2 separate regions of the Homo sapiens genome follow, and region 1 is linked to region 2. Evidence: chromatin loops called from intact Hi-C (ENCODE). Cell type or tissue: heart right ventricle. All regions are shown on one strand. Region 1 overlaps KIAA0232. Region 2 has its middle 4.5 kb from the start of BLOC1S4.

Evidence for each region. Hi-C counts contacts between places; a loop is a spot of excess contacts. Peaks named below come from ENCODE experiments on the same cell type or tissue, not always from the same donor. Only the 100,000 strongest peaks of a DNase experiment are listed, where the experiment ranks them.
Region 1: it touches region 2 in a loop (9-fold over the local background); 109 of 110 quality-filtered maps call a loop at or near these places.

Annotation. Positions count from the first base shown.
Region 1 is chr4:6,873,145-6,875,644 of GRCh38, forward strand. All of the region lies in intron 8 of KIAA0232, which reads left to right. Among named protein-coding and RNA genes, the nearest start is that of TBC1D14, 35 kb to the right of the region's middle. RefSeq lists a silencer at 915-1,074. In heart right ventricle, a CTCF peak has its summit at 1,010 (motif pointing left); DNase peaks (open chromatin) are centred at 997 and 2,484; H3K27ac peaks cover 1,775 bases.
Region 2 is chr4:6,719,420-6,721,919 of GRCh38, forward strand. No RefSeq gene overlaps it. Among named protein-coding and RNA genes, the nearest start is that of BLOC1S4, 4.5 kb to the left of the region's middle. In heart right ventricle, a CTCF peak has its summit at 1,004 (motif pointing right); a DNase peak (open chromatin) is centred at 1,022; H3K27ac peaks cover 308 bases.

The DNA.
Region 1 (2,500 bases), 150 kb after region 2:
CCCACAAGAACCTTAGGAGATGCCCCCCGCTAGTTTTCAGATGAGGAAGCTGAGTCTCAAGTTTAGTACTGTAATTTGCCCGAAATCACACAGTTAACTATTAAGCATGGGCTAGAATGTAGGTTGTGATTCTTGTGGTCCAGAAGTTTTGCCCTCTACAGCAGCTGCCTGCACTTGGTACCAAGGTAGATGCCAGGGCAGTAGGAGTAGGACACACAGAGCTTCCCTTCATGTGTGTCCAGTCTGGTAAACTGGGCAAGTACAAGACACAGACACAGTTAATGGAATGAAGGTGGGATGTGGCCACAGCTGTGCCACAGAGGACCTCTCAGGAAGAGCTAGGAGGGAGAGGAGGATGCCACCTTGTGGAAAAGAACCAATTCCTTGCAGTGGCATAGGATGATTTTGAGACACAGAGTTCATGTTTCTTTAGTAAAGGGCAACCTTAGCACCCTTAGTCCAGTTTTCTGTCATTAGTTAGTAAAGAATCCAGTTTCACCTCTTAGCTCTAGGTTCCTGGTTATCTGTACAGTCTCTTAGTGGATACTGGTGTTTGTACATAATATTTTTGTTTTTACAGTGAAGTGGTATATAGAGAAACTCTCAGTGCATAAATACTGGTAATTATTTCTTTTGAATGACCTTTAGCTCACACTGTGAGTTAAGTCCCTGCATATTTGCCCTGTAGCATCATGAAGCATCCTTCTTTAGCTTATGTGGGTTGGGGCATTTAGTCTCAGAAGGATAGCCAAGAAAACAGGTAGTCACTTACCTACTCAGCAGAAGTGGCTGGGGACTCCTAATGCTTCTAATATTGGATATGATTCATCACAAGCAGTTGCTGCTCTGAGCCAGGGGCTGACCTGGGAGCTCACAGCATCTCTGGAAAGGAAGAGTAGCATTGTCCCCTTTACAGTAAGGCGAGGAAACAGGCTCAGAAAAGAGGCAGCTTGTTCAGGTAACCATATAAGAAAGCCCCAGCTTTGTGCAGTCTGCCCCCTGCTGGCCTTGCTGCGCATTCATATGTGCATCCCTTCAGCACTTGGGTTAGGCACTGTTCTAGACTTGGGAATGCATAGGCAAACAGATCGTGTCCCTGTCCTCCCCCTGCTCAGGTACCTTCTCAACAGGGACTTGAGGAAATAGGGCACAGACCATGTGACAGCTGGGGCTGCCTGCAGGGAGAGGTGCCAGGCAGCAGTGGCTTGTGCAGGGACAGGAATGCATTGGGTATGCCCCCAACATGACTGGCAAAGAAGGGATGGCATGGGAGTGTGGTGGGGATGAGGCCAGCCAGGCAGCTGGGAGCCAGACCACAGAGGGCCTTGTAGACTCTGTGCACCAGGAGTGCCGTCCCAAACAGCAGTCTCCACAGCTCACGCCCCTGGATTTTCAGTGCTTTCAAGACTCGAGTAATGTAAGCGTCTGGATGATTTTAGCATTAAAGACAGAGAGTCCTGCAGGGAAGCAGTACAGACAGGTGGTGAAAGGCCCAGGATTGAGAACTGTATTGGAATCCAGAGCTTCTTTCCCCAGCTATTAGGCTTTGGGTGCTGACTGAGCCTTTCTGTGCCTCTGTAGTCTGTATGTATAAAAGGAGGCTAGAAGAATGCCCTCATTGTAAGGTAAAGTGCCTAGAACAGTGGCTGGCATGTCATAGCCCGAAACAGGGTGGTGGTCAACTTGAGCATCATGAAGACTATCAGCAGCAGTTCAGCATCACCTTTTCCAAATACCCTGTGGCACAATAAAACCCTCTTGTATGTACAGAATTCCTAAAGCAGGAAGAGAAAATGAAGGAGTGGGGTGTGGAGATGGGCCTGCCTGCCTCTGAGCTATCCTTGTCAAGGAAACCATGTCCTATCCACTCCATGCCCCTCAGCCAGTATAAGTGGTGGCCATATGGAGTGGGCCATGGAGTGAGAAGTCAGCCAAGGAAAAGATGCCTCCTTAGGAGAGATGAAGCCAGGGTTCCTCCCAGCCTCAGCAGAGGACACATGGCATCCTCCCCAGCCGCCCTAGGGCAACCACGCCTCCAAGCCTATGGCTTTGATAAGCAGCGGTCATGGGTGCAATGTGTGTGCCCGGCACTGTGCTTGAGGCTTCACCTCTTTGAATTTGCACAGAAATGTAGGAGGGAAAATGGTGATGTTCTCATCTTAGAGATGAGGATACTAGGGCTCAAAGAGGTTAAATAATTTGTGCAAAGTTACATCACAAGTAAATAGCATGACCTGGAATTGACTGAAGTCTGTCTAATCCCAGAGCCTGGGGTATTCTCATGAACCTCAACTAGTAACTTGGAGTTCTTGGAGCCGTCAGAGAGAACAGCTGTGGAGAGTCTTCCATGTGGCCAGTGCAGCTGCAGGAAGCAGCCCAGCAGGGCCCAGATGGTCTTACCCTTGGCACAGCCTCGCTACTCTGTGCCAAGGTAGAAGGGCGCAGCAGTCACTTGCTCCAGCCTTGTCCTTTGGGGTGTTGTGCAAGGGGCAGGCATGTC
Region 2 (2,500 bases):
CTTACTCACCTGGAGTAACAAGTGGATGTTAGCTGCATCCACTTGGCTGCATGCTCAGCAAGCAGGTAGCACATCCCTGGTACACTCACATATCTGTGCAATAAGCGATTGTCAGAGTGACTGAGTGAATGAACGACTACACAAAATGTAGGCACTCCATAAGGAATGCGAGACAGAAAGGCAGACAGGAGAATTCAGTCAGACTAAGGGCTGGCTCAGAAATCAAGCACCATGGGAAGACTAGGACACAAAGAAAAACAAGATGTGATTCTTTCCCAAGAGCTGGGCAGGCCAGTGGGTGAGAAAGTCAGACGCCCAATCCAGTTGAGTCCAACCTAAGGTTCAGTCAAACACCACACAGACATTCCCGTGGGCTCCAATGGGGCTTTGTTCCTAATCGTGCCCTGGGATGTTGATACAGAACTTACAAAACTATCCTTCTAAGAAGACTCCTTTTATGTGCTGAGAAGTTATCCAGATTCAGGCACAGTGGCTCATGCCTGTATTCCCAGGGCTTTGGGAGGCCTAGGCCAGAGGATCACTGGAGGCCAGAAGTTCGAGGCCAGCCTGGGCAACATAGTGAGACCCCGGCTCTACTAAAAATACAAAAATTAGCCAGGCACGGTGGCTCGTGCCTTGTAGTCCCAGCTACTCAGGAGGCTGAGGCAGGAGGATCACTTGAGCCCAGGAGTTCAAGGCTGCAGTGAGCTGTGATCACGCTACTGTCCTCCAACCTGGGTAACAGAGCAAAACCCTGTCTCAAAAAAAAAAAAATTAATTTAATTAAAAAAACCACAAACCACCATTTCCCAAAGTGACTGAAACCATTTGACCCACTAATGGAGAATGAGAGCGTCTCCTCTATACTGTTCATGGTCCAAGGGAAGCAAGGGTTCCAGCGGTCGGGTGTGAGCCCGTGGGAGGGAACTTGGTCATCAGGAAGGATGCGAGGACCCTCTGGCTGTGGGGTGTGGGGTCCGCGGTGGCTGCAGAGACTGGTCCCCCCACACCAGGGGGCGCTGCAGGAGCGGGAAAGGCCTGAAAACAGCTGGTCCAGCCCCTGTCCTCGGGAAACTAAAGCCTTATATCCTGCCACGGTCACTGGGCACTGGAAATTCAGAGCCCCAAGATCCTGTCCATGCTCGAGGGGCTCCCAGTGTGCAGACAGAGTGGGGACGGCAGCTGCAGCCCAAGGCACAGTGGCTATATTTGCATGGGGGTAGGAGGGGAGGAAATTAGGTGAGGGAGGCAGACAGGGTGCTAATTTGGACGTGCCCTGTCTGGTGGGGGCAGAAGACAAGGCCTGTTTATGTCCACCTGGCTCTTATCTCTCCCCGAAAGGAGCACGATCATTTATTTATGTACAGTTTGTCTGTCTCCCCAACGAGGAGGAAGATTGTGGTGTTTTTCCATTTTGTCCACTCTGAATCCGTGACACCTGGTACCAGGCACCTAGCACAGAGAAGGCACTGAAAACGTACCCACTGAGGGAATGACAGGGACATTGAGGATGAGCAGGTGCTGGCAAGGAGAGCAGGGAGGGTTTCAGGGCCCACAGGCTGCTCCCCCGTCAGCCCAGCTCCCGCCTCCCTTGGCCAGGGCCTGTGGATGCGTCTTCCTCCAACCTTCCCCCTTCCTCCCTGCTCCATCCTTACGCTCTAGATGCGGCTCATAAACAAGATATCATCGGACTTGACTCTCCTTGTCTGACCTGACAAGCATTTGTTTCATAGTAGGCGCACTCAGTCCGCTGAACCTTCATGGATCAACTCCGGCATCTGAGTGCTGTTCCCGAGTCACACCTGCCCTGTGCTCCTTTTCTTCCCAGTTCACCCTGGCTGCTGGGATCCAAGGCCTCTGGGGTCCCAAGCAAAGGGAGACATTTACCAGCGCACACCCCCCACCAACTCCGTCAAAAACATCGCCCAGGGCCCCAGTGTCCGCCCGAATCACCAAATGTCTCTGAGGTGGAAACAGCCCCAAACATCAGGCCACCCCAGGCCTGTGTCATTCCTGAGACCCTGGTCCAGGAGCTCTTCAGATGCTGGCAGCCTGCTAGTGCCTTCAAGCAGCTCTCTCGCTCTCTCTCTCTCTCTCTCTCACTCACCTAAAGAAGACAACCTATTACTTTAGGTGTGCAGAATAATTTTACTCTTTTTTTTTTGTCTCAATCTGAGACTTGTACTGGAAAACCCAGAAAACCCATTTCAGTGTTTTCTCATGTTAAAAAAAAAATGCAAAAACAAAAAACACCAGAGTTGGCTGGGCTCAGTGGCTCACGCCTGTAATCCCAGCACTTTGGGAGGCCAAGGTGGCCAGATCACCTGAGGTCAGGAGCTCGAGACCAGCCTGGCCAACATGATGAAACCCTGTCTCTACTAAAAATACAAAAATTAGCTGGGTGTGGTGGCCCACACCTGTAGTCTCAGCTACTTGGGAGGCTGAGGCAGGAGAATTGCTCGAACCTAGGAGGCAGAGGTTGCAATGAGCTGACATTGCG